2 separate regions of the Homo sapiens genome follow, and region 1 is linked to region 2. The links are chromatin loops, found by intact Hi-C in ENCODE. Cell type or tissue: mesothelial cell of epicardium. All regions are shown on one strand. Links, peaks and the distances in the headings refer to the core of each region. The heading gives the core; the rest is flanking DNA. Region 1 overlaps GRIK4 (glutamate ionotropic receptor kainate type subunit 4). Region 2 overlaps GRIK4 (glutamate ionotropic receptor kainate type subunit 4).

Region 1 (8,000 bases), core at 1-8,000, 280 kb after region 2:
TTTAGGTGGCTCTCCAGAGAACGTGCCAATGAGTGGCACAGACAGGGGAGCAGGAGGTCAGAACTAGGAGGTAGGCAGAGCAGGCTATGGGGTCAGGTGAGGCCCCTGGCCAGACCTTAGAATGTTGATTGATGAAGAGAGAGAAGAAGGCATCTAGGTAGATGGCATAATAGCATGAGCAAAGGCTTAAGGCAGGAAAAAAAATGGGATACATTGGGATGCAGTGACAGACAGTATGGCTGAAACAGAGTGTACATAGGGGCAGAGGAGAGATCCTGGCTTCAGTGTAGAGCAAGTTCTGGAGTTCAATGCACCAGGATTCTAATCCTGGCTCTACCAGCACCCTGGGCTTCTCTCCTATGTCTCACAGCCCTCCTCTGTAAAATGGGAATAAGAAGAGTTCTCACTTCATGAGGTTGTTGTGAAGATTAAATGAGATGGTGCTTAAATGTTACTTAGTAGTAGTAGAATTCATATAGTGACTCCTCCCTCTCAGGGTTGTTGTAGAGATTCAGGTGGCACATGTGCCTGGCACTTGGAAAGCCCCAGTAAATGGTATTGCTGCTTGCACGGTGGCTTGGGACCAGGTGAAGGCTTTGCGTGATACGCTGTTGGTGAGGAGAGGCGATGGCGGTCTTGAGTTCTTGGACACCAGGGGGCCCGTCATGGGGCGTGGCACTCATGCCCTCACACACTTTCTTCCTTGGCTCAAGAGCCAGCAAGGCCAATCCATTTAGTCCCCTGTCTACTCCCAGAGAGTTCAGAATGGAATGCGTTCCTGACAGCTTTGGCACAAGAGAGGAGATGGTTCTTTGGAAGTGATGAGGCAATTGTTTGCCTTGCCCTAGGATGGCCAGGGCTTCACGTGTACTCTGTGCAGTATAAACAGGCTCAGAGGGAGACTGCACCCTCTGCTCCATTCAGGCTGCAGCATCGGGAAGTGCTTCCGTGTGAAGGACTCTGAGTTCTCCCAGCCCTCCCCAGTGCACATCTCTGTGAGCCCCGTGGGGCCAGGGTTGTTTGCCATCTGGGCCCAGAGAGCACTGAGCAGCTCCTCACTGTCAGGCAGGAGGACCTGGCCCCCTGGGTCCATCCAGGAAGCTGCTCCTTCCTGGAGGGGGGCTACAGTCAGTGGCACTTACCATTAGCTCCTCTAAACCATCTGCGACACAGCCTCACCCTCCCCTCCCTGAACTGCTCTCTGTCCGGAGGAGGGACCCTGTGAAGATGCAGGAAAGGGGAAAGGAGTAAGTTCCACGACGCCCCTCACCCCACCACCCCTGTCCAGCCTGGGCTTCTAAGGGGTCTCCAATCCATTGCCAGTGCTGACATTTTGAGATGAAGAAGTCCCTCCATGGGGCCACTACACCCCATCATGGCCTTTTATTCCAGCAGCTGAGCCTTCCAACTCCTCTGCTGCCTGGGAGGAAGAGGTAAACGCATCTCCCTCCCTTCCTGTGCCTCCTGCAAACTGCTCAGAGGGCCGAGGCCTGCAGAATCAGCATGCAGGGGTTCCAGAGCTGAGACCCTTTATAAATGATTTCCATCTCTACTGAGCAGGGCACCCTTCATAGGGAACGAAAGACCAGTTCCCAGATCCCAGGAAATCCCCAGGCCATAGCCACTGCTAAGACCCTAATTCAGTTCCACTGGACTCATTTGGGATCATTTCAGTTCAGTTGAGCAAACATTTAATGAGCAATTTCTTTTTGCCAGGGCTGAATAGACATGACCCCTGATCTCAAGGCCATTTATGATCCAGTGAGGGAGATGGACACATTGACACACGTGTATGAGAAGCTCAGAATGGCAGGCGCAGGCCCACAAACCCTCGAGGCCTGATGTGTGTAGAATCCAGATTGAGACATTGGGAAGGTTGAGGGGCTGGGCGTGGTGGCTCATGCCTGTAAATCCCATCACTTCGGGAGGCTGAAGTGGGAGGATTGCTTGACGCCAAGAGTTCAAGACCAGCCTGGGCGATGTAGTGGGGCCCCATCTCTACAAAAAATAAAAAATTAGCCAAGAATGGTGGCATGCACCTGTAGTCCCAGCTACTCAGGAGGCTGAGGCAGGAGGATTGCTTGAGCCCAGGGGTTCAAGTCTGCAGTGAGCTATGATTGCTCCACTGCACTCCAGCCTGAGTTACAAAGTGAGACACTGTCTCAAAACAAACAAACAAACAAAAGAACGGTTGTGTGGTGCATGTACCATATGTAAAGTTGAATCTCCAGTAACCCCATACTCAAACAAATGCATGCTTATATTCAAATACTCACACATTGTAAATAGCTTTACATCTGTCTGTTGAGATCAGATTTTGCCAACAACTGAGTTTGATGAAAAACATCAAGTTTCAGAGCCTTTTGGACTTTGGAATTGGGAATAAGGAATTGTGGCCTTCTATAAGAATTTATTTTCAGGAGAAACTTTCCTTTCTTGGGAACCAACATCACCAGGCTGCTTGGGACAGAAGCTGGCCAGGAATTCAGAGAGCAAGGAAGCTGCGCTGTCTCCTAAAGGCGGCTGACTCAGAGCCACAGTGTGCTGTGAATATAGGGAGGGAGAGATGCCTTCTGGCCTAGGAGCAAGATCTGAGCTGGATGCTGAAGTATGAGTGGGAGTTTGCTAGGCAGAAGGGCAAGAGAAGCCTAGACCATGGTAGTCTGGAGATGCTAATGAATCCCTTCTCAGATAAATGTTTTTAAATGAATAAAAACCTTTTTATTAATAAAAAAGGATAGAAAATAAATAACAAAAATCCAATAAAATGGATAGGGTGACTATGGAAACCAGCTATATGGAAATGCAGTTATATTTTAATAGTGGTATACTAATATATATGCTTCTTCATTAATGTATTAAATAGCATCGAGCCTAATTACTACCATAATCTTGAAGTAATAATGAATATAACTGGTATTTGAAGATATCCTTAGCACTGTAGTGTCATATGAAAACTGCGGTGATTTCTGTGGGAAACAAAGTCACAGGTGCTATTAACACACTGTAGTTTGTTGCCTACATTCAAAATGGAAAGAAATGCTACATTTCACTTAGGGGTTAGAGAAAAGAATGATGTAATTCCCCCCACAAGTGTTCACAGACCCCTGACTTCTACCCACAGACCCCAGGCTACAGGTTAAGAACCCCTGATCTAGAGATAGCCATTTGGGAACAGGATCAGGCAGGAAAATATGTACAGAGTATGTTCTAGGTGAGCTGGCATGCAGCGGGAGATGGCACGGTGGGAGAAGGGGCTGCAAAGACAGGACTTAAGGAGACCAGAGTCACTCGAATTTTACTTGCTCATCAGAAGAATGTTTTTATTATAGCATTGTATTCTTTATAATATGTTATAAAAAGGAATACATGCTCATTATAGAAAGTAGTGAAATGAAAAAAGGGAAGACAATAACTCAGTGTTCCAGTGGCCAAGGCAATCTACAAACATCCCAGTTAATTGCCATTTGCTGGGGATGGCTGTGCGGTGCAGTGGTTAAGGGGCCGGTCTTTGGGGAAATGGGTGGAGCTGTTGAATCTTGACTCTGCTCTTTAATTTCTCTCTGTTGATTTTGTATCTGTAAAATGAGAATGACAGTAATAGTACCTATTTCCTCAGTTTGTTTTGGGAATTAAATATGTCAGTTCCCGTAAGAGTGCTTCGAACGGGCCATAGTTAACACTCAGTACATGTAGTCTTTAATAACATCTTCTCATAATCATTCCTCAGTGTATAAGTACTCTCTGTATTTGCTTAGTTGTAGCCTTCATATAGATATACATATAATTTTATATCCTGCTTCTGTCTCTTAGTATTATTAAATAAATATTTTTAATACTATTATAAACTGTTCATAAGTATTTTAAATGCCTAAATAATATTCCATTTGGGCATACAGCCCACATTTTATATACTTATTCCCTTATGATTATACATTTAGTTTATTTCCAGTTTTGCATGGAAGGTGTTGAGTGGGCCTCAGTGTGGTTCAGCAACTGTTTATAGGCCACGTAACTCTGAGTCAGGCCTTGTTCTAAGTATGGAGGACACAGACATAAATAAGACAGGTTCTCTGCCTTGGGGGCACACTCCGATCTACGTTTTAGGACTATAATTTGCCCCACCGTTTAAAGAATGGATTGGAAATGAAGAATCCTGGAGACAGAGAGACTCCCTTAGAAGGGCAGGTTATAAAGAGGGGTTGACCTGGAACCATGGCAGTAGACGTAGGAAGGAAGGGCTGGCAGAGAGTGAGAAGGTCAGATGGTCGGAACCTGGCCCTTGACCTGTAAAGCAGGAGAACAGCTTGAGTGAGGGAAGGCAAGAAAGAGGCCAGGATGACTGTGGCTTTGAGCTTGAGGAGATAAGAGGAGTAAAGTAGAGTGGGTAAGAGCACTGGCTTTGGTGCCATGTCGATCCCCAAGTTCAAGCCCAGTTTGACCTTATATTACCTGTGTGATCTTAAACAAGTTACTTAAACTTTCTAGGCCTCAGCTTCCCCAGCTGTAAAGTGGAGATAAAAATGAATTTTCCTCATAGAAGTGTGGAGATCCAACCAGATTGTGAAAAATATATAACAAATCTGATATGGTGGGGATAATAATAAAAGGGTCATGTAGCATGTCAGGTACCATTCTGAATGTTAAGTATTAATTCACTTTAATTCTCACAGCAACCTTATGAGAGAGGTGTTATTAGTATCTTATAGGTGAGAAAACAGGCCCAGAGGTTTGATAATTTGCTCAAGGTCTCGAAACTAGTAAGTGACAGAGACTCAAACCCAGACAGCCATGCATCAGACTCCAAGCTCTTACAGAACTGAGTGTGAGATGCCAGAGGGAAGGCCCTGTGGCAACGTCCAGCAGGTGGTTGGAACTTGACTTTGTGACCCAGCACATAGGTGAGAGTGCAGGGTCATCTGGGCAGAGACAAGGGTGGAGGCTGTAGGCAATGGTAAAATGGCCCAGGAACAGTGAGTCAGGGGCAAAACCTGAATTTGGTGGGTGGGAGAAGGAAGAGGAGTCAGCAATGAGTGAAAGACTGACCAGAGAACTGGAGGAGAATCCAGATTGCACGGTGTTAGGAAATTCTAAAGAACAATGCAATCAGAACAAGTGCTGCAGAAAGAGAACAGGATGAGAATGGATAACAGGTCATGGTGACCTTGGAGAAAGTGGATTCAGTAGACGAGGTGGGCGGGGGGACCTCCACTGTAAGAGGCTGAGAAGTGCTGGGTGTAGGAGTGGCTGGCTGCAAGGAGCAGTGCAGACAAAGTAAGTGGCTGTGAGAGAGGAACATGAACCCTGGATGCGGGTCAGGAGACTTGAATCCAGATGCCAACTCTGGCCTTGATTAGGTGTGTGACCAGAGCGGAGGCACTTCACGTCTCTGGGGTGCTGTGTCCTTACCAGTAAAATCAGGAGATAAGACCCCACTCCCCCAAGGCAGTTGTAGGGATCTGAGGGGATGATGAACTTCAAGCACCTAGTGGGCTGTAAGAGTTAAGTTGGCTGAGGTCACATGAGATAACCCCCATGGAAGTAGCTTGGAATTTGAAGAGACTCTTCAAAGATGAAGCCTGATCATCACTACTTTGGCCAGACACTTAGTACTGATGAGTCCTCCAGTCAGCTGAGATTTTGGGATGTTGTGGGATGCCTGCCCAAGCCATAGGCTAAGAGAAGACTCCAAGATCTATAGTTCATATGGTAAATTGCAATGCTGGGATTTGAACCCTGGTGTTCTGCCTTGCTGCCTGTACCCCGTTCAGATGATCACCTGGCTGTATTGGACTCTAACCCAGAAGAAAGAGCGTCCATGTGGCAGGTGTGGCTTTACAGCTGGCTCAGTAAGAAACCTTGTACTAGTCCCTTAACCTCAATTGCTAGGCCAGGGAAATTGCTCTGCCTGACTCCTAATACAAGTAGGAAGAAAATACATATGGAGTTAAGCCTTGAGTTTTGCAGACAAGGATGCAGTGGGGAACCTCGATTGCATTTTCTGAGGGACGGCCCCTTGGCTCTGATACCACAGTGTGTGCACGGAGAATTCTTTCCTGTCCTCTCTCACTGTGTTTCCCTCTTTCTCCCATCCTTCCTTTCTCAGTCTCTAGCATTTTAAAATCTTAGATTCTCTCCCCCTCCTCTGATTACACATCCCATTCCTTTAGACATTCACACAGCAAATCTGAGCTGGGCTCCTACTCTCTAGAATGCATTGTGCTGGACACTGAAGAGATGAGAAGTGGGGATTGGGAGATAAATGTGGCTCAGTTCCTGTCTTCAAGAGGTTTGAAATCTAGTGAGAGGAGAGCACTAAACAACAAACCCAAATAGATACAGTGTCTTAGACTAGAGGTATGAACCCCAGGCCTTGGGAGCCCAAGGCAGTGTTAATTCCATCTAAAGGAGCCCAGTGGTGGGGTGCGGTGGCTCATGCCTGTAATCCCAGCACTTCGGGAGGCCAAGGCAGGTGGATCACTTGAGGTCAGGAGTTCAAGACCAGCCTGGCCAACATGGTGAAACCCCGTCGCTACTAAAAATACAAAAATTAGCCAGGCGTGGTGGTGGGTGCCTGTAATCCCAGTTACTCCTGAGGCAGGAGAATTGCTTGAACCTGGGAGGCGGAGGTTGCAGTGAGCCGAGATCGCACCACACCACTGCACTCCAACCTGGGTGACAGGGTGCGACTCCATCTCAATAAATAAATACATAAATAAGCCCAGGAAGGTCTAAGGAGAAGGTGGTGTCAGAACTGATCCCGGACAGGTGAGCGAGTGTTCAGTCCAGGAGGGAAAGGCCAGATGCCAGGCATGCTGGTCGGTCAGGACGGGACCTGCTCTACCTGGGGGAGGGAACATGCCAGGCTTCAGGACGAAGTGAACGACGGGGGCATTGACAGATGAAACTTCTTTCTGCCTCTCGCTTTCTCCCTGCCTCCCATTTTCTTTCCCTTTTTCTTGCCTCCGCTCCTTTTGACTTTAGCCACCCCTGCTCTCTTCCTGTCTGCGTCATCCTCGCCCTCCTTCATACCCCCGCCTGCCTGCCTGCCTTCCTTCTCCCAGACTCTCTTTATATTTGGGGGGACTAATGCAGCAGCTGTGCTGGGGCTCCCCCTACCCCCCTGCAGGCCAGGCCAGGCCGTGGGATGGAATCTGCAGGTTTGTTCCATTAGCCTCTGTCCTTCTGTGACAGTCCAGACAATTTATACACCCTGTTGGCTATGGCCGTATGTTGTCATAACCTGGGTCATTTCCTCATTTAATGCTGCCCATAAACTCCAATAAAACTGTCCTGGAGCCCAGTCGTCCAGGGGAGAAGGAGAGACTCTGGGTTTCGAAGGGTTGGAGCAGGGGCCTGGGCAGCGGGTGTGCAGAAGGTGAGGGGGCAGCGGGTGAAGAGGAGAGGACTGGGCCATGGCGCAAGCCCGACCTGATGAGTGCTTTGCTTCTTTCCCTGTCCCTGCCGCTGGCTGCAGTGTGTCAGATCCTCCCCAAGGGGGTGGTCGCTGTCCTCGGACCATCGTCCAGCCCAGCCTCCAGCTCCATCATCAGCAACATCTGTGGAGAGAAGGAGGTGAGTGTGAGGCAGGGCTGGGGAATATCTGTGTGCTGGAGCCTGTGCCCAGGGTCCAAAGATAGGGTTGATTCTCAAGGGCTGGAAGAGCCTGTCAAGGCTGGGTTGGTATCATTAATAACAACAACATAAATACAAATACAGAAGCAGTGGGCTTGCCCTGCTCCAGGATGTTTGCATGGAGGGGTCTCGGAGGAGGTGTTTGACAGCAGGAATCTGAAGCGGAGCTCCTCCCTGTCTTAGGGTCCCATGGCGGTGCCCCCAGCGGCCTCTTGGTGGTGGTGGGTAGAGGGAGAGGCTGGAGAGGCTGATGGGCATGGCAGGCCAAGCGGGCAGACGTCTGAGCGTCCACTCTCGTGTCCACGTGAGCAGCTCCCTGGTTATCTGTTTACATATCGGGATTCTGGGGAAGAATGCCTTCGGGG
Region 2 (9,554 bases), core at 779-8,778:
ACTTTTGTCCTGTATTCCTGGGCCAATAATGCTGCTACTTCTCTCGCTGCTTCTCCAGTTGCCATCCTGCGTTACTGCAGGTCCTCACACCAGCCCTCCACGGCAGGTCTTATTAGTCCCATTGGACAAGGGAAAACACAGATGTCCAGAGAACCTGAGACACCGACACAGGGTCACACAGCTGAACCTGGGCTTTGTGGTTCGGTGTTGCCCGGGTCTGCCTTCGTCTCTTTAGCCACTGCTTCTCCGTGTGGCCAGTGCCTTTCTAAGGAACTTCCAGCTCCCAGCAGGGGAAGAACCTGAGCAGCCCAGCTGGGAGATGATCAGGGTGGGGCTGGTAGAGCAAGGTCAGGCCACCCTTGGATGCTTTGGGGAGGTCATCAGAGATCATCATCTGTCTCCCCACAAGGCACGGGTTCCATTGCACAGGGACTGTTTGCTTCTGCATTCTTTTTTTTTTTTTTTTCCTGAGACGGAGCCTTGCTCTGTCACCAGGCTGGAGTGCAGTGGCACGATCTCGGCTCACTGCAACCTCCGCCTCCCAGGTTCAAGTGATTCCCCTGCCTCAGCCTCCCGAGTAGCTGGGACTACAGGCGCACACCACCATGCCTGGCTAATTTTTTGTATTTTAATAGAGACAGGGTTTCATCATGTTAGCCAGGATGGTCTCGATCTCCTGACCTCATGATCCACCAGCCTTGACCTCCCAAAGTGCTGGGATTAGCGGCGTGAGCCACCGCGTCTGGCCGTTTCTGCATTCTTTCCCCAACAACCAGAACAGCACTGGGTGCTCAGTATGCGTTTAGTGGGTGAACGGCTGCTTTGGTGAGCCGCTTGTCTGCAGAGGCCCTGGACTCTGGAGCCCTAGACTAGCAATGAGCCTTGACTCTGGAAAGCTTGGATGGGCCGCCTTCGACTCGCAGATGTATGGGATTGAAAAGTCAATTGTGTGATCTTAAAACACATTTCCCCTGGTGGATGACAGGACTGGTTTCTCAGGTTAGTGTAGCCGGCGATGGAGCTGAACCAGTACAAAGAGTAACACCAGGCCTACCTGGACCTTGGCTCCAGGCACTTTACCCCCTCCTCGAACCCAGATGAGCCTGGCATCAATGGGTCAAGGGGGACTGTACTGGGGTGACTGGTAAGAGCAAAGGTGGCGTTTGGGCTGACAGCGCTAACTTCTGGATCAGGCTGTGGGCACTGCAGCTGCCATGAGTCAGGAGGAGGCTCTGGGAACATGGATTGGACCTGGGGTGCTCCTTCAGACATACCCAGTGTGAGCTAGGGGCTGCCTGCATCCTGGGGGCATTTATCATCACGCGGAGCTAGTTACGTGGCAGGGCACTGGGCAGGTCAGGATTGGGTACTGTGGTGGCAGAGAGCCCCAGGAAGAGGTCGCCTTTGTGTGGGGATGACAGAGGTCCCTGCGGTCTGCAGGGTGAGCTGAGGTCCTAGTCCACCTTCCGTCTTCTTGGCTTCTGGAGCCCATCAGGGGCTGCACCATGAATGCCCAGTGACTCTGGACCTCCCTGGTCAAGGCTGCTGGACAGGCTTCCCCTTCTTACCCTTCTCAGTGGATCCATGATGCCTGCAGTGCTGGGTCCAAAGAAGTCTGAGGCCAACTGTGGGCTCCCTGGGAAGGGGCACTGGACTCCCTGGGAAGGGGCGCTGGGAAGGGGCCCTGGGAAGGGGTGATATCTGACATGGCCACAGGGTACCATGGCTTTGTCAAGTCAGATTGAGTCTAGCCGTCTCATTTCACAAGTGAGGGCATTGAGGTTCAGAGAGGGAAGGAACTTGCCTGAGATCATGTGACTTGCAGAATCGAGGTTTGAAATGGGGTCCCCTGGCCGCTAGTGCCTTTGGTATCATACCTTTCATTAGACGGACTCACCAGGAGCCTCCCATCAAACCAGGGGAGCATGTGCCCTGCTCCCCACCTGACCTAATGCAGTGCCCATTCCAACCCCAGCTGCCAGCCAGCCCCATTCATACTGGGCAGGGCGTGGAAAGAGCTGTAGAAGCAGCCCTGTCCTCTGGGTGTTGTGACTCTGAGAGGCACATGGAGAAGAGACCAGCAGGGGTGTTACAGAAACCATAGCAGGCAGTCAACACACACTCATCAGACCCACACCAAGGTTAGCCGCGTGCTACGTCCCCGTGTCTAGGCTGGGGATGGGGGCAGAGTGGGACAAGCTGATGGTTCTCCTCTGAGCAATCCAAGGAAGCTTCCTGGAGGAAGTAGGGCTCTGGGGAGGAGCGGCCTTAACTGGGGCACAGGGAGAGGCTGGTTTGACGTGTGGGAAGTAGCCTGGTGTGGTGGGGGGTGACGGGAGGGCTTGGACAGCTGGAGTTAGAGTCCCTCTCTCTACTCACTGTGCGGCGTTGGACAAGTTTGTTCATGTATCTGAAGCCTCTGTTTGCTCAGCAATAAAATGGGGACAATGAAAAACCTAATCTCACAGGGTTGGGGAAGAGCAAATAAGATACCACCTGTGAAAGGGCTTCTTAAGTCTGAAGGTGTTTTCAGTACGTACTGTGTGATTTTATTTATATAAAGTTCAAAAACAGGCGAAGTAATCTATGGTAATAGAAGCTGGGATAGCAGTTAGCCTTGGCAGGGGGCCTGAGAAAGGGCCTCTAGAATACTGATAATGCTCTATTTCGTGATCTGAGAGCTAGTTCTGTGGACATTCCTTGAGCTGCACACTTATGTGCACTTCTCTTTCTTTTTTTCCTTTGAGGCAGGTCTCACTCTGTCGCCCAGGCTGGAGTGCGGTGGCATGATCTCCATCTCCCGGGCTCAGGGTGATTCTCCCACCCTGGCACCCGCCCTCTCACCCCAGTAGCTGAGTCTACAGGCATGTACCACCATGCCCCACTAATTTTTTATATTTTTTCTTTCTAGAGACAGTGTTTCTCTATGTTGCCCCGGCTTGAACTTCTGGGCTCAAGCGATCCTCCCACCTCGGCCTCTCAAAGCCCTGGGATTACAGGTGTGAGCCGCTGTGCCCAGCCATGTGCACTTTTCTGTGTAAACAGTATACATCAATTCAAAAAGTTTGTTTTTAGGCCGGGCACAGTGGCTCATGCCTGTAATCCTAGCATTTTGGGAGGATGAGGTTGGTGGATCACTTGAGGTCAGGCGTTCAAGACCGGCCTGACCAACATGGTGAAACCCCATCTCCCCTAAAAATACAAAATTAACCAGGTGTGGTGGCACATGCCTGTAATCCAAGCTATTTGGGAGGCTGAGGCAGGAGAATCACTTGAACCTGGAAGGCGGAGGTTGCAGTGAGCCAGAGGTTGCAGTGAGCCAAGATTGCACCATTGCACTCCAGCCTGTGCAGCAAGAGTGAAACACCATCTCAAAAAAAAGAAAAAAAAAGTTCGTTTTTAAAGTGCTTATCACAGTCAGGTTATAAATGGCTAAAGGGCGGTCACTTGACAGTGTCCAAGAGGAAACCTGGAATGATGTTAATAGAAATAGTGGTTGAACACTTTAGGCAGAAGAAACATTTTCTCATTTAAACCTCAACAACTCACATTTTACAAGTGGGGAAACTCAGTGAGGTTGCAGAAGTTGCCCAAAGTCACACAGCCAGCCCGTGGCAGAGGGTCTGACCAGAGCCAGCACCCAGTCCTGGGGAACCTGGAGGATGCAAAGGCAGGTGGGGTTGCCCTGATCCCGCCTCGGCTTGCCGGGGCTTTGGCTTCTGGAGCTGCGTCATCTTTGTGGCTCTGCCCCTGCTGGGGTCCTGCCAGGCCTCAGCTTTCATGGAATGTGGAGAGCAGCCTCAGCTCCCTGCGGCCCCAGGGTGGAGATGCTTCCAGAGTGGGAGGAAGCAGGGGCGGGAGCTGGACAGCATCTGTCTGCAGGGTCTGCTGGGTGGGGACCCCGGAGCAGATGGTGTTTCACTCAGTTAAAACCCCTCAGGGCAGACCCCTGCCGGTGAGAGAGGGAGCATGGCAATGCTTATCCCAGCAGAGGAGGGGAGCAGGGAGCCGCTGCAAGTTCCCTCCTGCCTTCCTGGAGCCCGTGCTGGGGATTTATCTCCTCCCAGAGGCCTAACTGCGCCCCAGACACTCGCACCTGCATCCTCCAGGGGCGGGCTGGGGGCTGGGAGGAAGACGGGCATTCAGGTGCTTTTGTTACCTTTGTGATGTGGCTGAGCCAGACAGCCTCGCTCACACTAAGCCACCCCTGGCGTGTGGCCTTGTCTGGTGAGAGAGAGGTGGCATTGTGCTTGCATTTATATGCAGCTGGCAGAGCAGATACAGCCTCATTGTTGTCCAAGGTTTCCAATCAGGTGGGGAAAAAGAGGGCCTGGTGGTCCCACTCACGGGTGGAGGAAGAGGCTTCTTTACCAGCGGAACCAGCCTCACCTCCTCTGGGAGGCCTGCTCTGGTTAACCCCTTCAGCTGCTTTATCCTGGCCCTCAGCAGGGACACATGCGTTGTGAATAGAGTGAGCTCATCAACAAACAAGTCCTTTTATTTTATTTTATTTTTTTGAGACAGGGTCTCACTCTATTGCCCAGTGACGGGATTTGGGCTCACTGCAGCCTCGATCTCCCGGGCTCAGCCGGTCCTCCCACCTCAGCCTTTTGAGTAGCTGGGACCACAGGCATGGGCCACAATGCTCAGCTATTTTTTATTTTTTATTTTTGTATTTTTTGTGCAGACGTGGTTTCACCATGTTGCCTAGGCTGTTCTTGAACTGCTGAGCTCAAGCAGTCTGCCTGCCTCAACCTCCCAAAGTGCTGGGACTACAGGTGCCCGCCACCACGCCCGGCTAATTTTTTGTATTCTTAATAGAGATGGGGTTTCACAGTGTTAGCCAGGATGGTCTTGATCTCCTGACCTCATGATCTGCCCGCCTTGGCCTCCCAAAGTGCTGGGATTACAGGCATGAGCCACCAAGCCCGACCCTATAATTTTTTTATATTAAGTCTGTCTGAAATATGTTGGTCCTGTCACCCCTGTTTGACTGGAGGCTGGCTGAGGGCAGGGACTATGGGGGACCCTTCTTTCCTCTGAGCCTGTCTTAGGGAACCCATCTGTATTAGTCTGTTTTCATGCTGCTGATAAAGACATATCAGAGACTGGGTAACTTATACAGGAAAAAGGGGTTAATGAAGTTACAGTTCCACGTGGCTGGGGAGGCCTCACAATCATGGCGGAAGGCAAAGAGGAGCAAGTCACATCTTACATGAATGGCAGCAGGCAAAGAGAGAGCTTGTGCAGGGAAACTGCCCCTCATAAAACCATCAGATCTTGTGAGACCCATGAGATCTCTCATGAGATGCTAGCATGAGAACAACACGGGAAAGACCTGCCTCCATGATTCAATGACCTCCCACCAGTTTCCTCCCACGACACATGGGAACTGTGGGAGTTGCAATTCAAGATGAGATTTGGGTGGGGGCACAGCCAAACCACATCACCATCTATTGAGCATGTGCCCATCTACAGCACTTTAGTTTCCCAGGGTAGCTTTGGCTCCCTGCCTCAGGACCTTTGCACATGCTGTTCACTCTGCCTGCAACTCCTCCTTCCACCTCCTCTCCTTCTCTTGCTTCACTACTCCTTATCCATTCCTCTTCCAGGAAGCCCTTTCCTGACGCCTCCCTGAGCCTGCATAACCCCCCACCCCGACCCTCATGTGCTCTTGCAGCCCCAACCCTCGTTCCCTTTGGAGCACTCCCACCTTGCATTGTAACCTACAACTTACATTGTAGCACTGAGCTGTGGGAGGCCAGGCATCAAGTCACCACATCCACTTCTGTGCCACACTTTAACACAGTGTCTGGCTTACAGGAGGATCTTGCCAAATATTTGTTGAAAGAAGCAAAGCGATCGAGCACCAAAGAGAGGAGCAAGCCCAGCCGCTGTGCCCATCGACATTAGAGGGATTGCCCTTGGCTGTGACCTCCTCCACCTTAGTCTGAGCCCCTAGCAGTTACTACAGGGACGAGCCTAGAGCCCAGCCTGGGCACCAGTGACCACATCTGTTTTGCACAGCGCTGGGTTCCTGACATCTGCACAGAGATGCAGCCTAATAGTGTCTCTTAGATGTCCTTGGATAGTCACACATGTAAGTTCCCTGTCGGGAGTGGTGGGGGAAGTGGGAAAAGTGCTGTCTGTCACTTATCCTTCTGTGAAACAAGGTGGAGATGATTTCAATGTATCCCTTGACTCCTGATAGGGAGTAGCCTCTCTCGCAACCTGCCTTTCCCACCTCAACCACCATCCCCGCTGTGTGCAAGTACACTTGCTTTTAGGTGCTTTCACATCCAGCATCTCATTTAATCTCTCCAACAAAGGTGCTTTCACATCCAGCATCTCATTTAATCTCTCCAGCAACCCTGGGAGGCAGCTGCTGTTGACCTGTTTTATAGATGAGGAGACAGAAGTTCAGAGTGGTTAAACTGGCATGCCCCGAGTCACACAGCTGGTAAGCAGTAGAGCTAGGATCCCGTTCTCCTTTTTCTAGCATTACAGCTCCACTTGCCCTTCCTTCCTGGTGGCTCAGTGGCCTGCTTAGGAGTAAGGGTGCCCCAAGTGTGAGTCCTATGAGGCCCCATGTTCTTGCTTAATGCCTGAGAGTCCCTGACCTTGGAAATGCCTGTGTGCCAACCACAAGGTGCGGGTGTGGAGAAACGTCTGCCTTTGACAAATAGCCCTGTGGTCCCAGGACATGTAGGGCTAATTCAAGTGCAAACAGTGTATTAGTATTTATTACTCATGCTCCACTGCTAATAAAATTTGAGTTTAAAAAATAATGGTGAGCAAATGAATCGGTCGATGGCCTGTGGGGAGAGGCTCCAGGGGAAGGATATTTCATGGAGAAGAGTGACAGGAGCCCAAGCTATTGCAGGCTCTAGAAGATGGGTCCTTGCTGGGGTGTGGGTGGGGGTAGGGGGACTTATCCTGGGGGCAGCTCTGCACTCTGGTCCAGTTTGGTGAGTCGTTAGTCTGCACAGTAAAATTTGTCAGAAAGCACATTTGCCAACAGAGGCAGCTTCTCCAGGCTGAGGAGGTGGCTGTTGGCTGGGTGAATAGCTTTCAAATATCTATTTCAGTCATCTGTGCTTAAAATCCTTAATTTGGGAAGCCATTTCCTGCAAAGTCCCAAACCTGGGTTCCAGACGGAAGCCTCTGTCTTCGACAACCGCGTTACAGGGCGGACTGGGTTCTGCCACGCAGGGCTGAGAATGGGGTTCAGAGGCCTAAGAAGGTTCTAAGTCTCTGAAAAACCAAGGGGCCTGCTACAGGTTCCGTGATGTAGGAAGACAGAGATGGCCCTGGGGTGTGGAGGGGATTCATTCAGAGCTGGATGGCATTTTGGGATGAGGAGAACTCTGATTGTTAGACCCCGCTTCCCTACAGTGGACGGCACCTGTGTCCTACTGATGTCTCTGGAGCATCATCGGCTGGAGAAAATGCCGGTTCACAAAAAGGAGATCTGCTACGGTGTGACTTTGATCAAGTCATTTTACTTCTTTGGACTTAGTTTCCTCTCTGCAGAGTGGGGGTGATGAGTCCTTCCTGGTTCCCATCATAGGCTCAGGAGCGGAAGGATGGAGCTGTCTAAGCAGAAGGGTGTGACAGCCCTTTAGATATTTGGAGACAGCTCTCTTGCTTTCCTTGAGAGAGTGCTTTGCTTAAGACTAGACTTTTGGAGGGCTTAGAAAATGTGGGTGGATTTGCGATTCTTATGTGTAAATGCTACCCTACAACCTCTTTCATAATTCATCCATCAAGGCCAGAAAGATCAAGAGTGAAACTCAGAGCTTGTTGTGCCTGGTTCATGCATGTTTGTTTATGGAAGGAGAAATGACATTTTCCTTCCCCACATCCTCCTTTCATGTCGTCTGCCCCTGCCACAGGCACCTGCTCCATAGCGCTGCCCAAATAATCATTTAGACACCAGGAGTTTCCAATGCTCTGTACATGTGCTCTCCAGTGCTTACACCAGCCTTGGGGTGGGTGCCAGGATCATCCCATATTACTGGATCAGGAAACTGAGACTGGTGCAGTGAGGGGTCTGCCCAAGGTCATGGTTACAGCTGAACTCTGCCTGTTTCTTTTTTCTTTTTCTTTTTTTTTTTGAGACTGAGTCTTGCTCTGTTGCTCAGGCTGGAGTGCAGTGGCGCAGTCTCGGCTCACTGGAACCTCTGCCTCCCAGGTTCAAGCAATTCTCTTGCCTCAGCCTCCCGAGTAGCTGGTACTACAGGTGCATGTCACCATGCCCAGCTAATTTTTGTATTTTTAGTAGAGACGGGTTTTCACCATGTTGGCCAGGCTGGTCTCGGACTCCTGACCTCAGATGATCCACCCGCCTTGGTCTCCTAAGGTGCTGGGATTACAGGTGTGAGCCACCGTGCCCAGCCTGCCTGTTTCTCTTAGCACCTTGCAACCTCATGGTTGTGGCCCAAGGATGTCATACCAGTGACCTTTGGATGTCCCTGTGGAGCAGCAGATGGCAACCCTTCTTCTCCCCTTTACTCCCAAATGGAGACCCTCCCCCTGCTTCCACCTCTGGATGTGGGGCAGGTGGAAGGTCTCCATTCAGGAGCGCACCTGGCAGGTGCACGATTGAACACGGAGCAAGACAGCCACAGCTGGAGCCGGGTACCTGTGGCCACTCAGGCCCTGGGCTGCTGGCACAAGGGTGATTGCATGGTCCCGATTTGACCTCCTGAGTCCTTGGTTGCTCCTCCCTAGCCCCCAAAGTGACCTGGACTCGCTGCTTTGAACATCCATCCCCCAGCTCCATGCTAAGCTCTCTGCAGCCCTGTGGGCCCTACCCCGCCCCCAGCTTCCTTTGATCCGGCTGCCCTTGTGCCCGGGGGTCCGCCCTGGGTGTGGACCCAGGAGTCGGGTGGCCCTGTGGTATTGTCAGGGAATGTCCCAACAGCTTAGAGGCATTGAATCAAAGTCCTCTCAGAGGGGGAGAGGGTATTGTTTAGACGTTTTGTGTAAATTAATAATATTGTAACTGTTAATTGAATGTCCATTGATTGCCTGTCAGAGGTTTGATTTAATCTGTCCTCCTCCCTCTGAGCCGGCTGGCTGCTTAAATAGTTTGCTCGCTTTGCCTTGTTTTTCTTGCTCTAGTGTGGACTCTTTCCCCTACCCCGCAAACCTTGGTTTCATTTCGCTGGCTTCATAATTAGCATCTTCTGCTTTCTGGCACTGGCCTTGGCCTTCTTGCAGTTACTAGTCCCTCCCAAGTGGATTCCTGTGATTCATCCCTCAACCAGAGTTTTCTGAAGTATCTGGAGACTCGGGACAAAGACAGTCGGCCTGTCTTTGTCCCCTTTCTTTTGGGGTTTTAGATGCTTTGGGCTTCTCCTTGGAAGGGAGTGGGAAGGGCAGTGCCTGGAGACTTAGGGGATGAGCCCGGTAGGGCTGCTGGCTTCATTCACTCATTCATCCGTCTATTCACCAGGCCCTGTGTTCAGCACTAAGGGGACACATTCCTGAGTTCAGTACTTAGTGGTGGAGACAGAGAAGTAAACAGATGATGCAATGCGGTGTGATGT

What was found. Peaks named below come from ENCODE experiments on the same cell type or tissue, not always from the same donor. Only the 100,000 strongest peaks of a DNase experiment are listed, where the experiment ranks them.
Region 1: it touches region 2 in a loop (16-fold over the local background); 70 of 110 quality-filtered maps call a loop at or near these places.

What each region holds. Positions count from the first base shown.
Region 1 is chr11:120,807,901-120,815,900 of GRCh38, forward strand. It overlaps GRIK4 (glutamate ionotropic receptor kainate type subunit 4), which reads left to right. Exons shown (of 21, transcript NM_014619.5): 5 at 7,478-7,575. It overlaps LOC105369532 (a long non-coding RNA gene), which reads right to left. Exons shown (of 3, transcript NR_133008.1): 2 at 7,432-7,559; 3 at 3,445-3,578. Among named protein-coding and RNA genes, the nearest start is that of TBCEL, 210 kb to the right of the region's middle. In mesothelial cell of epicardium, for the core only: no CTCF peak of the experiment used is centred there; no DNase peak of the experiment used is centred there.
Region 2 is chr11:120,523,477-120,533,030 of GRCh38, forward strand. All of the region lies in intron 1 of GRIK4 (glutamate ionotropic receptor kainate type subunit 4), which reads left to right. Among named protein-coding and RNA genes, the nearest start is that of GRIK4, 17 kb to the left of the region's middle. RefSeq lists an enhancer at 8,236-8,772. In mesothelial cell of epicardium, for the core only: no CTCF peak of the experiment used is centred there; a DNase peak (open chromatin) is centred at 3,825.